2 separate regions of the Homo sapiens genome follow, and region 2 is linked to region 1. A link is a loop called in an ENCODE intact Hi-C map of the cell type or tissue named here. Cell type or tissue: OCI-LY7. All regions are shown on one strand. Each heading gives the region's core, and the rest is flanking DNA. Links, peaks and the distances in the headings are about the cores only.

Region 1 (9,159 bases), core at 667-8,666:
ATGGCATATGCCTGTAGTTGAGTGGATGAGGTGGGAGAGGATCACTTGAGCCCAGGAATTTGAGGCTGCAGTGAGCCATGTCATGCCACTACACTCAAGCTGAGTGACAGTGAGACCCTGTCTCAGAAAACCCCCCAGAAAACATAAACACATTTTAAGGAATTGAAATCAAAGAATGTGTTCTCCTACCAAAGTGGAATCAAACTAGAAATCAATAATAGATACCTGGAAAATCTCTAAACACTTCCAAATAATCTATGAGTGAAAGAGGAAGTCTCAAGGGAAATTTTAAAAAATACATTGAGCTTCATGAAAATAAGAATACAACATACCAAAGTTGTGGGATACAACTAAAGCAGTTTAGAGAGGGAAATTTATACCACTAAATGCACACATTTGAGAAGAGGAAAAGAAAAGCCCCCTCAAATCAATAATCTAAGCTCCCACTTCAAGAACCTAGAAAAAAAGATGAGAAAAATCTACCTGAAGCAAGCAGAAGGAAGGAAATAGTAAATGAAATAAAAAACAGAAACAATAGAGAAAAACCCTTTGAAACAAAAAGCTCATTCTTCAAAAACATCAGTAAGACTGACAAGTAATAAGACACAAATTACCATTATCAGGAATGAAATAGGGGACATCACTGTAGACCCTGCAGATGTGAAAAAAGATAAGGGGTTACTATGACCAATTTTATATACATAAATTTGACAACTTTGAAGTAATGAACCAGTTCCTTAAACACAAACTATCACACCTCTTCCAGTGTGAAATAGAATTTGAGTAGCCCTGTTTCCTTGATACCAAAATCCAAAAAAGATAACTATGGACCAACATCCTCATGTCAGTGTAGATGCAGAAATCCTTAAAACATTAACAAATAGAGTTAATATTTTTAAAAGATTATACACCATAATCAGTTATGGTGGTTTTATGGGTGCAAGGCTGGTTCACTATTTGAAACTTAGTCTGTATAATTATATTAATAGACTAAAGAATAAAACCCAAGACAAAACAAAAACTTAGAAAAATATAGAGGGAAATGTTATCAGTTGAATAAAGAACATCTGTGAAAACCTACAGCTGACATTATACTTAATGGCAAAAGACAGTACTTTCTCTGTAAGATCTGTAACAAAGCAAGGATTTCTGCCCTTTTTAGCGTAGTGCTGAAAGTTCTAGTCAGTGCAGTAATGCAGGAAAAGAATATAAAGGCATACAGATTGGAAAGAAGAAAAACGGATCCCGTTTGCAGATGGTATGACTATCTACATAGAAAATTTTCAAGAAATCTACAAAAAATAAAAGTACTAATGAATAAGTTCGGCGAAATTGTGCACAATACAAGATAAACACAAAAATTGTTGTTAACATTAAATAGTAGAAGGAAAAACAGGAATGGGGGTAATTTAGGTGTCATTTAATAGGAAATATAGTTTAACTGTCAAAGTGAGTAATAGGATCTTTAAAATAGTTAAACATATTATGTGCCTTCAAACATTTGCTGGATGGATTCACTCAAGTTATAGATTGTAATTATGGCAGCATTTATCAGACTAGAAATTTTAAGGTTTTTTTTTTTTCCCTCCTAAAATCATTAAAGAAGCTTGGATCTGTCATAGGTATGATTGGTTTTTATCTCTTGTTTCTGTCTTTTGATCTTTTCTGTCCCCGACATTCATGCATCCAAACACCTTTTGCTTTGTATTTAAGAATAAGGAGAATCTGTTCTAGAACAGTTACTAAGATGGTCAGTGACTTTACCCTAGAAAAAATTAATTTCATTATGATAATTACATTAATTGTGCAGTCATCAAGCTTTCAGCAGGTAAAGACATTTAGATTGATTCCTAAGATAACTTACTTTTCAAGTTCATGTTATTCAACATTTTTAAAAAATATTCTATTACGATTGTCAGTTTTGGGATCAGATCTGTAGGAATCAGGAAAATAAAGAAATTTTCTGGCAAAGAAATGAAAAAACTTGGTTCTCTTTGGTTTAGAGTTACTTTGATCTTAAAGTGACAAGGTTTGAAAGAATAAAAATAAACTTTATAGATGCATTCTGTAAAGCTTTGAATATTTCAGAGAATATGCAGTCAGAATATTTAGACATCTTTATCTAGTAGAGTTTAAGAGATGACAACATTTCCTTATTTGGTTATAGACTCTTTGTGAACTATAAATATTACTTCAGTATTAGAGTACTGTTTGCTTATTTAAAATGTATGCAGATCCAAATGCTTAATACTCATTATAAAAAGTGAGCATCAAAAGGAAAGAGAAAATCTAAAGTGCTTGAATAACTGGACTTTTAAGAATTCGGGTCTTCTAATGCCCTTAATCTAACCTTGTACTTTAACGCATTGATGCTTAAATTAGGACTTAAACCGTTCCAGACTTTTACCATGCACCTAATCAAATTCTTCCTTTAAAGTAAATTTAGGACAATGTTAAATCTGGCAAAGGATATCAAAAGATAGTAAGACAGTTGGTGCCTTCATGGAGTTTAAAATCAGGGAAGGAGACTAAGGGATGAATTATAAATGTCAAGATTACTGTAAGTGTAAATAGTTTTTGGTGTCTCATGATTCTGTAAGATTAATCTGGAAAATGTTATTTGCTATGAATACATTACCTTGAAATGTGTCTTATAAAAATAAATCCATATAGTTTGAATTTTGAATAATATGACAGCTGTGAAACTTTATTGTTTTAAAGAAAGTGATGAGATTGTTTCTAAACTGGAGACTAAAATTATGTATTAAGCAATTCCATTATATTTGGGACTAAGGTCCTTAATATTTTGAGTTATAAAAATCAGCTTTATTGAGGTACAACTTACCTATGGTAAAAACTAACTAGTTTTAAGTGCATAGTTAATGTGCCTTGATAAATGTATATAGTTTTGTAATCACCACAGTCAAGATGTAGAATAGGTCTATCACCCTGAAATGTTACCTGGTACCCTTTTGTGTTCACTCCCTGTTCTCCCCCTCTACCCCACAACACCTTAACTTTCAGTTACTGTAGTTTGTTTTTTTGTAGCATTTATAAATGGAACCATACAGCACATAGCTTTTTGTGTCTGGTTTCTTTTACTTAGCATATTGCTTTTGAGATTCATTATGTTATTGGGTGTATTAGTAGTCTTTTCCTATTCATTACCGAATAGTACTCCATTGTCTGGATATAACAGTTTATCTGTTCACCAGTTGAAGACATTTAGGTTGTTTCCAGATTGGTCTATTAAGAATAAAGCTGAATAAAGCTGCTGTGGACATGTGAGTACAGATTTCTGTGTGGACATGTTTTCATTTCTGGTTACACTAAGAGTCCAACACACTGTTTTTTTGAAATAGCGGTACAATTTTGAGTTCCCACTAGCAAGATATAAAATTTTCATTTGCTCTACATCTTCACCAACACTTTGGTATGTCAGTGTTTTTATTTTTAGCCGCATACACTATAAGTTTGGATATTAGTTTTCTGTTGCTGTGTAACAAATTCCCATAAACATAGTAGTCTAAAACAGCACTCATTTATTATTTCATAGTTCTGCAAATCAGAAGCTCACCACTGCATGACTGGGTTCCCTTCAGAGTATCACAAGGCTGAAATCAAGATGCCATCCAGACCAAGTTCTCCTGTGGAGGTTCTGGGGAAGTCTGCTTTCCAAGCTGTTCACGTTATTGGCAGAATTCAGCTCTTTGCCCTTATGAGATTGAGCACTCTGTTTCCTTGCTCCTGTTCACTAGAGGTCACTCTTATCCCCGTCAGGCTGCCTGCATTCAATGCCATGTGGCCTCTCCACTTCCCTTGTGTTGAATTCCTCTCCTGCTTTGACTCTTTCATTTTCACCTTCTTAGACCACACAGGGAAAATTGCTTTTAAAGGGCTCTTACAGGTCAGGGCCACCTGGATAAATCTTATCCAGAGGTGGTTGATTTGGGACCTTAATTACATGTGCAAAATCCTTCTGCAGCAGTAACTAGATGAGTGTTTGATTTAGTAATTGGGAGAAAAAGTATGTATACAAGGGGTTCAGAATTTCAAAGGGCTACCTAAGAATTCTGTTCACCACATAATCATTTATTCCACATCTTCAGTTACACTTTGTGTGTCCATTTTTAAATTATAGCCATATTTATTATGCCAGTTGCCTGTATAGTAATATCTCACTTTGGTTTTAACTTGCATTTCTCTAATGTCTAGTGATATTAAATGTCTTTTCATGTGTTTATTTGATGTTAATCATATCTTTTGTTGTGAAATATCTATTCAAGTCTTCATGTCATTTTTTTTAAATTGCATATTGCTATTCAGTTGTTGTAGCATCATTTGTTGCAAAGATTTTTTTTCCCCATTTAATTACCTGGAAACCTTTCTTGAAAATTGTGTGTGTGTGTTTACTTTATTCTGTCCAATTGATATTTGTCTGTTCTTACACCAGTACCACTCTTTTGATGACTAGCTTTATAACTTTTTTTTTTTTTTTCCTGAGACGAGTCTTGCTCTGCTGCCGAGGCTGGAGTGCAGTGGCGTGATTTCAGCTCACTGCAACCTCTGCTTCCCAGGTTCAAGTGATTCTCCTGCCTCAGCTTCCCGAGTAGCTGGGATTGCAGGCGCCTGCCACCACGCCCGGCTAGTTTTTTTTGTATTTTCAGTAGAGACAGGGTTTCACCATGTTGGTCAGGCTGGTTTCAAACTCCTGACCTCAAGTGATCCACTCGCCTCGGCCTCCCAAAGTGCTGGGATTACAGGCATGAGCTACCGCACCCAGCCCTTCATAACTCTTTAAGTCAGATATTGTTAAGTCCTTCACCATTGTTGTTTTTCATTCAGATCCCTTGGCTGTTAGGTTCTTTGCATCTCCATATGAATTTTAGAATTAGTTTATTGATTTCTATAAAATATTCTGCTGGGATTTTTATTAGGATTGTCTTCTATATGCAGATCATTATGGGAAGAATTGCCATCTTAACAACATTGAGCCTTCTGATCTATGAACAAATATAGCTGGGTTTTCTTAGATCTCTTTCTTAGCTATGTCTTATAGTCTTCATGTGTACTCCCTGCACATCTCTTATTAACTGTTTCTAAGTATTTTGTATTTTTGATGATTTTGTAAATGGAACTGCATTCTTAATTTCATTTTCCATGTTTCCAGAATATGAAATATATTTAACTTTTGTATATTGACCTTTTATCTTGCCGTCTTGCTTAATTCATTTATTAGTTTTGATAGCTTTTTAGTAATTTGCTTAGGATTTATGTACATACACAATTATGTCATCTGCAACGAAAGGCAGTTTATTCCTTTCCAATCTGTATACCTTTTGTTTTTTTTTTTTTTTGTCTTCCCTTTTGTATTTGTGCAGATGTCTTTATCTTGTTCTAATCTTAGGGAGAATCTTATTACATATGACACTTTTTGAAGAATTTTTGTAGATAACCTTTTATAGATAGAGAAATAGTCCTAGTTTGCTGAGTTACTCTTGTTTTATCAAAAATGGATGTTGCAATTTGTCAGATGCTTTTATTGCGTCTGTTTGGTTGGCCATGTGGTTTTTTTCTTTTTTTTTCCTCTGTTAATGTTGTGAATCACGTTGGTTTTGAATATTAAACCAACCTTCCATTGCTGGAATAATCCTCAGTCATGGTGTTTATTTTTGGATTCAATTTGCTAAGATATTTTTAAGGATTTTTACATTATTGGTCATAGAGAAACATTAGATATAGTTTTCTTTTGTTGTTGTTGTTGTTTTGAGACAGAGTCTCGCACTGTTGCCTAGGCTAGAGTGTAGTGGCGTGATCTCAGCTCACTGCAACTTCCACCTCCCAGGTTCAAGCGATTCTTCTGCCTCAGCGTCCCAAGTAGCTGGGATTGTACAGGTGCCTACCATCATGCTCAGCTGATTTTTGTATTCTTAGTAGAGATGGGTTTCAACATGTTGGCCAGGCTGGTCTTGAACTCCTGACCTTAAGTGATACTCCTGCCTCAGCCCCCCAAGTGTTAGGATTATAGGCGTGAGCCACCGCGCCCGGCCATAGTTTTCTTTTTTTGTGATACTGTCTGATTTTGGCATCACAGTAGTGCTGGCTTCATAAAATGAGTTCAGGACAGTACCCTTCCTTTCTGCTTTCTGAAATAATTTGTGTAGGATTGGTATGTTTTTGGATTTCATCTTTCTGATGAATTGGCTCTTTTTTAGCATTATGAAATGTATAATTCTCAAAATGTTTGCTTTTAAATCTGCCTTCTTACTATTTACTTTCTTTTTTTTCTCATTTGCTTTTTCTTTGTACCTATTTGTCTGCCTTTCATGGGATTGAGTATTCTTTCTGATTGTATTAGTCAGGTTTCTCCAGAGAAATAACCAGTAGGAGATACATATGTCTAGAAAGAGATTTATTATATGATATTGCCTCACATGATTATGGAGGCTAAGAAGTTCTGTTCCTGCTGTCTTTAAGTTAGAGACCCAGGAAAGCTGGTGCTGTAGCTTGAAGGCCTGAGAGCTGAAGAACTGATGGTATAAATTCTAGTCTGAGTCTGAAGGCCTGAGAACCAGGGGCATTGAGGTAAGGAAAAGCTTGACTTTGCAGCTCAGGCAGTGAGGCAGAGAACTAATTCAATCTTCTGCCTTTTTGTTCTATTTAGGTGCTGGACAGATGGATGTTATCCAATCAGTTTTACTTAGTTCACCAGTTCAGATGCTAATCTCTTCCACAAACAGCCTAGCTGACTCTCACTCAGAAATAATGTTTAGCTGGATATCTGAGCATCCCTTGGCCCAGTTAGGTTGACACAAAATTAACCATCACAATGATACCATTTTATTTCGTCTCCTTTTTTAAGTTGTTCTAGAGTTTACAATATACATCTTTAATATACCATGCTGTACCTTCAAATAATGATACAGTGTTTCTCTTACAGTGTAAGATCCTGACAACAGCATACATCCATTTTTTCTCTACCCTTTTGTGCTGTTGTCATATGTTCACTTTATATACCCCACAACATGTTATCTTTGCTTTTAAAAGTCATATTTTAAAGACATTTAAACATGAGAAAAATATCTTTTATTTTATTTTATTTACCATTTCTGATATTTTTCATTTCTTTGTCTAGATCCAGCTTTCCATCTGGTATCATTTTTCTTCTGCCTGAAGAATTTTCTTTTGACTTTTTTTTTGTAGTGAACATATATTGAAGCCTAATCTTTCCTTTCAGTTTTTGTTATCTGGAAAAAGCATTTGCCATAATATTTGAAAGATATTTTTGCTGGATATAAAAACTGATAGTTTTTTTTTTTTAAACACTTTAAACAGATTCCATTGTTTCCTGTCCTTGGTGTATCTAAGGAGAAATATGCTGTAGTAATTATGTTGTATGTATGTAGTTTATCTTTTTTCCCCTCTGATTATATTTAAGATTTTCTGTGTCACAGCAATTTATTATGTGGCTTTTTTTTTTCCATGTTTCTTCTACTTAGAGTTCATTGAACTTCTTGAATTTGGGGATTTAAAGTTTTCATCAAATTTGGAAGATTTGGGGCCATTATTTCTTTAAACAGCATATAAAACGTTTTATTGATGTGAAATTCACATAACAAAGTCATTTTAAAAGTGAACAGTTCAGTGACATTTGTTTATTTATTTATTTACAAAGTCTTGCTTGGTTGCCCAGGCTGGAGTGCAGTGGTGTGCTCAAGGCTCACTGCACCCTTGACCTATCAGGCTCAAGCAGTTATCCCATATCACCCTCCTGAGTAGCCGAGACTACAGGCATATGCTAACATGCCTGGCTCGTGTTTTTGTTTTTATTTTTGAGGTGGAGTCTCGCTCTGTTGCCCAGGCTGGAGTGCAGTGGTGCAATCTCTGCTCACTGCAGCCTCCACCTTCAGGTTCAAGAGATTCTCTTGCCTCAGCCTCTCGAGTAGCTGGGATTACAGGCACCCGCCACCATGCCCAGCTAATTTTTGTATTTTTTGTAGAGACAGATTTCACCATGTTGACCAGGCTGGTCTTGAACTCCTGACCTCAAGTGATCTGCCTGCCTCGGCCTCCCAATGTGGTGGGATTACAGGCGTGAGCCACCATGCCTGGCCTTTTTTGTATTTTTTGTAGAGACAGTGTTTTGCCATGTTGCCCAGGCTGGCATTTATAATGTAGTACAACCACCACCTCTATGTCATTCGAAAATATTTTCATCACCCTAAAAGGAAACCCCATAGCCAAAAAGTAATTGTTCACCATTCCTCCTCCCCCAGCAACTGGCACCCACCAGTCTCTACATTCTGTTTCTGTGTAACTGGCACCCACCAGTCTCTACATTTTGTTTCTGTGTATTTTCTTTATCAGTATATTTCATATAAATGGAATCATAAAATGTGGCCTTTTGTTTTTGGCTTCTTTTACTTACCATGATTTTGAAGTTCATCCATTTTATAGCGTCCTATTATGTTTTATATTGGATGTCATACATACATTGTGAATCTTATGCTGTTGTGCTAGATTTTGTTTTATTCCTTTAAAGAACGTAAGAGTTTGTTTTGCCATCCACTTAAGTTACTGAGACCCAAATTTGATCTGAGATTTGTTTTCTATCTTTCTTAAGGTAAGTAAAGAACAGCCTTTAATTCATGGCCAATATAGTCGTTCTGAGGACTGGACCCAATTCCCTGTGTATTTACAAGTTTCTCCAGTTTGGCCCATGGGATCATGAACTATTCCTAGCTCTGTGCAAACTCCCAAAAGTTATTCAACCTGCTACTAGTTCTTTTCCTGGACTTGGGGAGTTTCCTCTCAAACTTATGCAGAGACTGGAGGAGACTTTTATGCAGATCTCCAAAGTTCTCTCATGTGTCTCCCTTTTCTGAAGTACTCTTCCTCACAAGTCTCACCTCCTTGGCCATACGAACTTCATGTATCTCTGACTTCTCAATTTGGCGATGTCTCGGGATTGTGTTTCTGTTCTCTGTTCCTGTGCTGCAACCTGGAAACTTTCTCCAGACAGTAAGCTGGGACATAGATCCTAAGGGCTTTACCTCTTTTGTTTTCTTATATAGATGATCACAGAAAATGCCTGATAAATGTTGTTTGATAAAATTTTTCTGATTTACTAGTTTTTTTTAACACTGGTCAAGTGGTTCA
Region 2 (9,159 bases), core at 564-8,563, 100 kb after region 1:
GACCTCAACCAGATCTGAGAAGCAAGGGCTGAGCTCGCCACATGGCATAGGGTTCCTGAGCATGGTGGCCAGGTTCCAAGGGTGAGCATCCCAAGAGAAGACCAGGCAGAAGCTATCTTGTTTTTTTAATGACCTATCTTCATAATTTACTTAGCAATCACTTTGCCACACTATTAGTTGAGGCAATCACAACCTCCTATCCCAAGTGCAAGGGCAGAGTACATACATTCTACTTCCTTTTTCTTTGTGTGTGTGTGTGTGTGAGACAAGGTCTTACTCTGTTGCTCTGTTGCCCAGGCTGGAGTGCAGTGGCACCATCATTGCTCACTGCAGCCTCAACCTCCTGGGCTTAAAGAATCCTCCCACCTCAGCTACCAGAATAGCTAGGACTACAGGTGTATGCTGCCACACCCAGCTAAATGTTTAAAATTCCCTGTGGAGATGAAGTAAATTCTACTTTTTGATGGGGTCTTGGCTAGGTTCTGAAAGAGCATGTGAGCTGGGCGTGGTGGCTCACGCCTGTAATCCCAGCACTTTGGGAGGCCAAGGCAGGTGGATCACCTGAGGTCAGGAGTTTGAGACCAGCCTGGCCAACATGGTGAAACCCTGTCTCTACTAAAAATACAAAAATTATCCGGGCGTGGTCATACACCCCTGTAATCCCAGTTACTTGGGAGGCTGAGGTGGGAGAATTGCTTGAACCTGGGAGGCGGAGTGTGCAGTGAGCTGAGATTGTGCCACTGGACTCCAGCCTGTGCGACAGAGTGAGACCCCCATCTCAAAAAACAGAAAAAAAAAAAAAAAAAAAAAAAAAAAAGCATGTGAGACTTGAAATACTGTGGCTAGTTTTGGAAAAGACAATCTGGTGTAGTGATTATAAGATGCATCCTAATTTCAAAGATGCATAAATGGGCAGAAGGATGTGCTCATTTGAATTGATGAAATACATTGCTTCAAATGCAGATACTCCTATCCCATCTACGTACACCCTTCCCTTCCCCTAATTTATTGCAGACATGACTAATCAATCATGCCACTCATTCTTCCTGAGCCTCAGAAGCTTTATCACACTCTGCTAGGAGCCACTACCAACTGCTGGCAAGTGAGATAAAATGGGTTTACTCTCCTGAATCTAGAGAATGATGCCCTGTGAAAAACAGGTAGCCTCCTGGACCAGGAGTCATTGGACTCTCCTCTCTCCTAATCCGTGGCTTTGTGTTTCAGTATGCCAAGAAATGATGAGGCTCTCCAGCACTAGACCATGTAAACCAAACTGATGCAAAAACCAAAATGGCGCATCATTCATATGTAGTGAGGGATGAACCCTTAGGTGCCAAAATGCCTAGGTTTGCCAAATGAGAACCTTGTTCATCTCCATTTATCTGAGATTCTGTGTAATTGTTTTGAAGTCTTTCTGTGAGAGTGGAATTAGAGACAGGTGTTGACAGTATTTAAAATAATGCATCCAGACCTTAGCGAAGCCTAAAAAAAAACAACCGTCTCAGAACCCTGAAGCTCTAGGCTATTGTGCAATTTTTACTGCAAATATGTTTCCATTCTTTAACTTACAGCACTTCGCTAAGTGTGGTGGTAAATTATAGAGTGTTTTAGTAAGGGATTTCTGGAATAATTCTTATGGGGTGGCCTGGAACCTTCCAGGGAAATGCTACTTTGTAATTAGTTTTTCTTTTTTCCTTTGGCCACCAGACTGTCCTCTAAAGTAAGTGAAACATGCAGGCTTCGGATATGAAGCTGGGTTGTGCAACCTGATTATAACAGCAATCTGCAATCAGGCGCTATGGCTCGTTTGAAAAATATGTGGGCAATTGGCTTTTAGCTATGCTTTTGTTGCTGTTGTTATTATTTAGTTTTTATTTCATAATCATAAACTTAACTCTGCAATCCAGCTAGGCATGGAAGGGAATAAGGAAAGCATGGAACTGCAGCGGGAGTACAAAGATTCTAGGATACTACGAGCAAATGGGGTGGAGGGGTGCTCTCCTGAGCTACAGAAGGAATGGTCTGGTGGTTAAGACAAAACACAAGTCAAACTGATTAGAGTTGTCCACAGTCAGCGATGGTGATCTTGCTGGTCTTGCCATTCCTGGACCCAAAGTGCTCCATGGCCTCCACAATATTCATGCCTTCTTTCACCTTGCCATAGACTACATGGTTGCCATCCAACCACTCAGTCTTGGCAGTGCAGATGAAAAACTGGGAACCATCTGTGTTGGGTCCAGCGTTTGCTATGGACAAGATGCCAGGACCTTTATGCTTCAGGATGAAGTTCTCGTCATCAAATTTCTCCCCATAGATGGACCAGTGCCATTATGGCGTGTGAAGTCACCACCCTGACACATAAACCCTGGAATAATTGTGTGAAAGCAGGAACCCTTATACCCAAATCCTTTCTCTCCAGTGCTCAGAGCACAGAAGTTTTCTGCTGTCTTTGGAATCTTGTCTGCAAACAGCTTGATGGAGATGCGGCCCAAGGGCTCACTGTCGATGGCAATTTCTAAGAACACGGTGGAGTTGACCACGCTGGTAGTACAGGGCTTCCGGTGGCGTTGGCATCTGCTAGCTATGTTTTTTTAAAAGGCAGGTTGGTTATGCTTACCCAGGAAACCTCTATCTCCGAATGTCTGGCCACTCTCACTGTGTTGTGGAGCCCCACCTCCCTGCTTTGGATGAGACTAGACTGCCAGGCGCCATTCTCAGGGCCATACCCAGCAGTCCCAATAAAACGGGGCTTAATGCTGCTCTGAGAGCTTGGGGGCACTGGGCCCATGCTGCACTCAGACTTATCAGGACCTGCTAACAGAAGTCCTGTGCATTGTCCAACCAGCTGAGGACTCAGGGCTGCTAGGACAATGTCCTCTATTATTCCACCCTAAGTACCTGCATATTGCCTGGAGTGGTGAGAAATTCTTTACTCATCCATTTTCCCTACTGGGTCTAGGATGGACAAATGGCAGTATGAAAACTGTGAATCTTTGTTACTGTGTAGGGATCTAGAGGCTAAACCCTTGTCCTCAACCCCAGAACCAGAAAAATGGTTATTAATCAGGACAGCACAGTGAAAGCAGATGCAGATTATCCTCACAGTGCATGGCCATTAATGCAGTTGTCCATAGGTTTTGTATATTTTACATCAAACATCAAGCTTGAATGAAGGAACAGGATTTTGACTTTGTGTTTTTAACTTGAAGCATGAGATTCTAGGTAAAAGGGCTGTGACCAAGTACAGCTGCATTTATACAGTCATGGTGGAGGAATTTTATGAAGGATTCTTTAACAACTGAACTTTGCTTATGGTGTTCTGATCCAACTCTATCCCTAAGCCAACTTAAAACCAGATCACTCAGCAATACCCTTTATACAACACTTTTTTATTTTAATTGAGACTGAGTCTTGCTCTGTCACCCAGGAAGAGTGCAGTGGCGTGATCTTGGCTCACTGTAACCTCCGCCTCCTGGGTTCAAGCACTTCTCCCACCTCAGCCTCCCAAGTAGCTGGGATTACAGGCATGTGCCACCACGCGCAGTTAATTTTTTTTATTTTTAGTAGGGATGGGGTTTCGCCATGTTGGCCAGGCTGGTCTCAAACTCCTCACCTCAAGTGATCTGCCTGCCTCGGCCTCCCAAAGTGCTGGGATTATAGGCATGAGCCACTGCCCCTGGCCCCTTAATACAACATTTAATAAATGTTGGGCCAGGCGCAGTGGCTTACGCTTGTAATCCTAGCACTTTGGGAGGCCAGGAGTTCAAGACCAGCCTGGGCAACATAGTGAGACACTGTCTCTACAGAAAATTTTTTTTTTAAATTAGCTGGGTGTGGTAGCACAGCTTATAGTCCCAGCTGCTTGGGAGGCTGAGGCAGGAGGATCACTTGAGCCAAGGAGGTTGAAGCTGCAGTGAGTGGTGACTGTGTTACTGCACTCCAGCCTGGGGAAAATGAGAGACCCTGTCTCAAAAATAAATAAATAAATAAAAGCAAATGTTGGTGGGTGATTAAAATGATAAAATAATGATAAAACAAGTAATTAGGAAAAAAAAGTCCATCTTAACCTCTGGCCTGTTTTTTGAAGGCATTGTTGTTGATTAGGGTTAGGTTCAGCTGCGGGTAACTGAAAACCCAAAATAAAGATTACGCATTATCCAGTGTGCCTGTTCCAGTTGAACCATCACATCCACATTCCAGACATCAGAAAAGTAGGAAAAGTAAGAAAAAGAACATCTTGCACTTTGAAGAGCACTTTTGCTTGTATCCATTGGTGATGATTTGGTCCTGTGTCTCGGTCTCACCTATCACAGTGAGACCGAGAAGCATAAACCTGATTGTGTGCAGTGTTATACCCGGCTACCATTTGGGAGTTCTGGTCCTGAGGAAGTAGGGAAATGGATGTTGGGAGGTGTAACTGGATTCTGCCGCCCTGACAGAGCCGTCAAGCACGGCCTCCCTGGCTGCGTCCTCCCATGAGGTGAAAACTAGGGCGCTACCAATGCGTGCTTCCTTAGGCCAGATCTGGGTCTTGGCACCCAATACTCCCTTTTGGCAATTGTATCTTCTCCATCAGCTCTTGTAAACCAGACACCATGGAATCCCTTGGTTTTTTAAGTTACTTTTATTATCCTTTATGTGCACCAATGCAAGCCCAGCCCAGTACAAAAACAGGAAAGGAAAACTCCCCCTACACACTCAAATTGATCTTCATACTACATTTCTTTTCTTGGGAATTTGTTTGTACTTAATAATAACTTCTTTCGAATCCCAAATACCTTTTCCACTCAGGGGCAGTACAAAGTCACGCGCAGTAGAACATGAACGGCGCAGCTTACCTCATGCGTGTCCATAAACTCACCAAAGGAACTTGAAGGGAGAACAGTGTCTTTATGATCCGGCGTGTCTTGGTACCTGCTTAAAGTCACTTTTGCTTGTGATTTAGCTGGATACACTTTGCATATATACATGAAAAATAATTTTTTTTCTGGGAATGTCTAAGGACTATCCAACACACAAAATGATTTCATCCTTTTCTGAATGAGAACAGCCCGAAAGTTTCTGGCAAATACGCAGGGTTCGTGAGATATGAAATTCAATTATGTCGTGGTACATAAGGTCCGCCTCTTCACGACTTTCAGTGGATTTTCTTCCCCTGGGAAGGAGGCCCCTCAGCCGCACGTTCCGAATCCCAGGCCGTCCTTGTACCTGAAGACCCAGTGGTGCGCTGCCCCCTTGTGGGAGATGTGGGCATTGCAGACCTTTCAACACAAGGAAACGGAATTTGTCTTTCAAATGCAGCTGGAAAAATCTATCCTGTTTAATTCCCAGGAGGCACGCAAGCCAAACTGGACCTTGAGAAAGACATTATCTTACAGAAATGTCTTCCAAAAATGTGATTGTGTTTATGAAGAAAACCCACTTTGTATATAACAACACTGCATAGCATGCCTATGCTTCTTTTTACAGAATGGGTTTTTTAACCAAAAGTTGGATCATTAGCTTTATTATAGATTCAGTCTTACTGGTAGCATCACAAGGCTAACTTCCAAGAGAAAATATTTGGCTTTTTATAAAGTGAGGAATTATTTTGTAAAGTAAATAGTACATGCCTCTATCTCCTACCAACCGTTTATTCTGTAAATTCTGATTTTAACGAAGCATTTCTCAGAGTAAGGACTTCTTTATACCATCACTTAACTTCCTGCAGGAATTCTAGAATTTCTCTCCATCTTCTTTGCACCAGATCCAATGTTTTGTTTTGTTTTGTTTTGTTTGAGACAGAGTTTTGCTCTTGTTGCCCAGGCTGGAGTGCAATGGCACGATCTCAGCTCACTGCAACCTCCGCCTCCTGGGTTCAAGCGATTCTCCTGACTCAGCCTCCCAAGTAGCTGAGATTACAGGCGCCCACCACCACGCCCGGCTAATTTTTGTATTTTTAGTAGAGACGGGGTTTCTCCATGTTGATCAGGCTGGTCTCGAACTCCTGACCTCGAGTGATCCGCCTGCCTCGGCCTCCCAAAGTGCTGGGATTACAGGCATGAACCACCGTGCGCAGCCATATAGCCACTGTTTTTAAAAGCCATTTCTGCACTACCAAGTTAGTGAGTAGCAGCCCTCCACCTGCCCACCTTTGGCGTATGGACCATGCAGCTAAAAGAAGCAACACAAAATAAACTGTGGTCAAAAGAGACTCACAGTTCTCCCTCACACCGGAGGCTGAAGACACTCACACTTCCTCCTTTTAAGTCTTCAACTTTTCTTCTTTATGACACCCAAGGCTTTCATGGCCAGTCAGAACGTCAGTGCCAGAAGAGGCCTTTGAGACCTCTGCACTCAATTTCTGCATTTGAAGACAGACCCAGGCCCTCATCTCCTGACCCCTCATCCAGTGATATTCTCCTGCACCTCCCTGAGGAGTTGCTCAACACTCTGATCCCTCCGAGAAGCCTGGGGTACCTCTAAATTTAACATGCCAGAAACCGAGAACTCTATGCAAACAACACCACTGCTCAGAGGTGATAAGGGTAAGCAAATAAACCACCAGGGAGAAACAGAAGCAGAGTTTTGGCTCTCACCACCCTGTAGATAAACAAGTGTTTGATCTGGGCTGAGCACATCCCTCATCTGGTGAGAGATAACATTCACACTCAGAGGGAGTCTGTGCTTGCAGCCAACAGGTTTGGAACCCTATTGAGCGCTGACCTGGCCGCACACAGACTGAACTAGGGCTCAGGAATGATGGACCAGGGGAAATTTTGTTACCACCCAGGGGGAAAGAGAGGGTCTTCCTGCATTCCTAAGAGCTCACAGGCTAAAGGGCCCTAAGAAAGCAGACACAGAAGACACAGAAGCCTCAGCTAAGGGGGAGTCCTGACGGCCACAGTCCCCACTAATCCACTATGGGCCACTTAGGGCTTGTTGTGAATTTTCCAATCTGTTCCGTAAAGCTTCCTAGGAAGAATGTCAGAAGCCTTATTCTCTTGCTCTCGGTTGAGGCTATGGAAGCTAAAGAAAGCAGTATATGCCAGGCGAGGTGGCTCACACCTGTAATCCCATCACTTTGGGAGGCCAAGGCAGGTGGATCAATTGAGGCCAGAAGTTTGAGACCAGCCTGGCCAACATGGTGAAACCCCATCTCTATTAAAATACAAAAAATTAGCTGCATGTGGTGGCATGCACCTGTAGTCCCAGCTACTTAGGAGGCTGAGGCAGGAGAATCGCTTGAACCTGGGAGGCAGAGGTTGCAGTGAGCTGAGATCACGCCACTGCACTCCAGCCTGGGTGACAGAGTGAGACTCCATCTCCAAAAAAAAAAAAAAAGAAAGAAAGAAAGACAGTGAATGAGGAGTAAACTTGGAGGGAAACCAGTGGCCTGTCTCTAGAGTCTTGATCAGGATCACATTTATAAAGATGATAATGTTGACAATAATAATAATAGCTGCTAATATTTGTGGAGTGCTTACTATATTGTTTCTCTCATGTTGTATTTTTAAATCCCCACCACAAAACTCTGGGGTAAATACTATAGTTTGTTGTTGTTGTTGTTTTGAGATGGAGTCACTCTGTTGCCCAGGCTGGAGTGCACTGGCATGATCTCGGCTCACTGCAACCTCCACCACCCAGGTTCAAGCGATTCTCCTGCCTCAGCCTCCCGAGTAGCTGGGATTACAGGCGTGAGCCACCATGTCTGGCTAATTTTTGTACTTTTAGTAGACATGGGGTTTCACCATGTTGGCCAGGCTGGTCTTGAACTCCTAACCTCAGGTGATCCACATGCCTTGGCCTCCCAAAGTGCTGGGATTACAGGCGTGATAATAAACTCTTAACCTCACCATTTTTGTATATAAGTGGAGGTCGTCAGAGCACTTTTTTCATCCATTTTGCTACTTGGACTTAAGGATGAAAGTCCTATTACAAACTGTTGTCACAGTGAATGTTGGCATTGGGAAGGGTGCTGGGGAGAACAGGGAAAGAGCACAGGAGCCTGAAAGGGGAGGAGGGGGAAGGGATTTCCACACACTCTCGCCACAGCCTGTTACCGTCTCCACGGCAGCAGAGCAGCAGGTTGCCTCCCCATGCCCACTCTCCCCTCCCGCCTCAACAACAGGAGCCCATTTTAATCACAGCACATAATAAAGACTGTATCTCCCAGTCTCCCTATCAGCAAGGTGTGGACACTGTGGAGCATGAGGATGGGCCTGTCGTCCAGAGGGGGTAAAAACAAAAGCATAAGGAGTCTGGCCCTGGTGATCTGGGAGCCACCATACCTGCCCTAGGCTGTTTACCTTGATGACTTTGACAATAGACAAAAATACTTGTTTCTTGTTTAAGCCAATAAGAGGTTAGGGCTTTCCCTTGTATTCATGAATGAATGTCTTCGTACATTTTGTGATGCTATAAAAGAATACCTGAGGCTGGGTAATTTATAAAAGAAAGACGCTTATTTAGCTCACAGTGCTGCAGGCTGAGAAGTTCAAGGGCACAGCCCCGGCTTCTGGTGAGGTCCCTCACTCATGCTGCCTCACAAGATGGTGGAGAACGTCAGAGGGGAAGCAGACATGTGAGAAGAGAGGGAAAGCCGAAGGGCGTCTGACTTTATAACAACCCACTCTCGGGAATGAATCCATCCCCACGAGAACTAATTCAGTCTCACAAGAGACAGAGCTCACTACTGGGAGAACAGCACCAAGCCATTTATGAGGGATCCACCGCTATCACCCAAACACTTCCCACTAGACCCCGTGCCCCAAGAGCACCACATCGGGGCTCAAATTGCAACATGAGCTTTGGTGGTGACAAACCAACCATATCTAAACCACAGCAGAGACCTAATCCTAACTACTAGCTGCTAACTTCTAAAAATTTTTACAGAGGGGAAACAGGCTCAGTGAAAGTAAGTAACTTTGTCCAAAGACATGCAAATATTACCCAGCAGAATTCGGTTTTGAATCTGTCTGTCTGATCCAAGACTTCATCTTTCCAGCATGGTCTATACTAACAAATGTAATTGGACATGCGTGTATGTGGTGCTTTATAATTTGCAAATATTTTCTTATATATTATGCAGTGTCTACAGTTTGGAATTTTTTGGCTGCAAGCAACAGAAATAGACTCTGAATAACTTATATGAAAGAGGACTCTTAGGAAGATTTAGGG

Evidence for each region. Hi-C counts contacts between places; a loop is a spot of excess contacts. Peaks named below come from ENCODE experiments on the same cell type or tissue, not always from the same donor. Only the 100,000 strongest peaks of a DNase experiment are listed, where the experiment ranks them.
Region 2: it touches region 1 in a loop (9-fold over the local background); 6 of 110 quality-filtered maps call a loop at or near these places.

The regions. Positions count from the first base shown.
Region 1 is chr2:68,220,005-68,229,163 of GRCh38, reverse strand. The region is part of intron 1 of PPP3R1 (protein phosphatase 3 regulatory subunit B, alpha); the gene reads left to right. Among named protein-coding and RNA genes, the nearest start is that of PPP3R1-AS1, 27 kb to the left of the region's middle. In OCI-LY7, for the core only: CTCF peaks have their summits at 3,549 and 3,758 (motif pointing right); a DNase peak (open chromatin) is centred at 3,763; H3K27ac peaks cover 912 bases.
Region 2 is chr2:68,118,644-68,127,802 of GRCh38, reverse strand. It overlaps the pseudogene PPIAP64. Among named protein-coding and RNA genes, the nearest start is that of DNAAF10, 34 kb to the left of the region's middle. RefSeq lists enhancers at 5,072-5,366, 6,215-6,294, 6,305-6,474, 6,705-6,864. In OCI-LY7, for the core only: CTCF peaks have their summits at 5,030 and 5,234 (motif pointing left); DNase peaks (open chromatin) are centred at 5,242, 6,192 and 6,552; H3K4me3 peaks cover 1,871 bases; H3K27ac peaks cover 2,704 bases.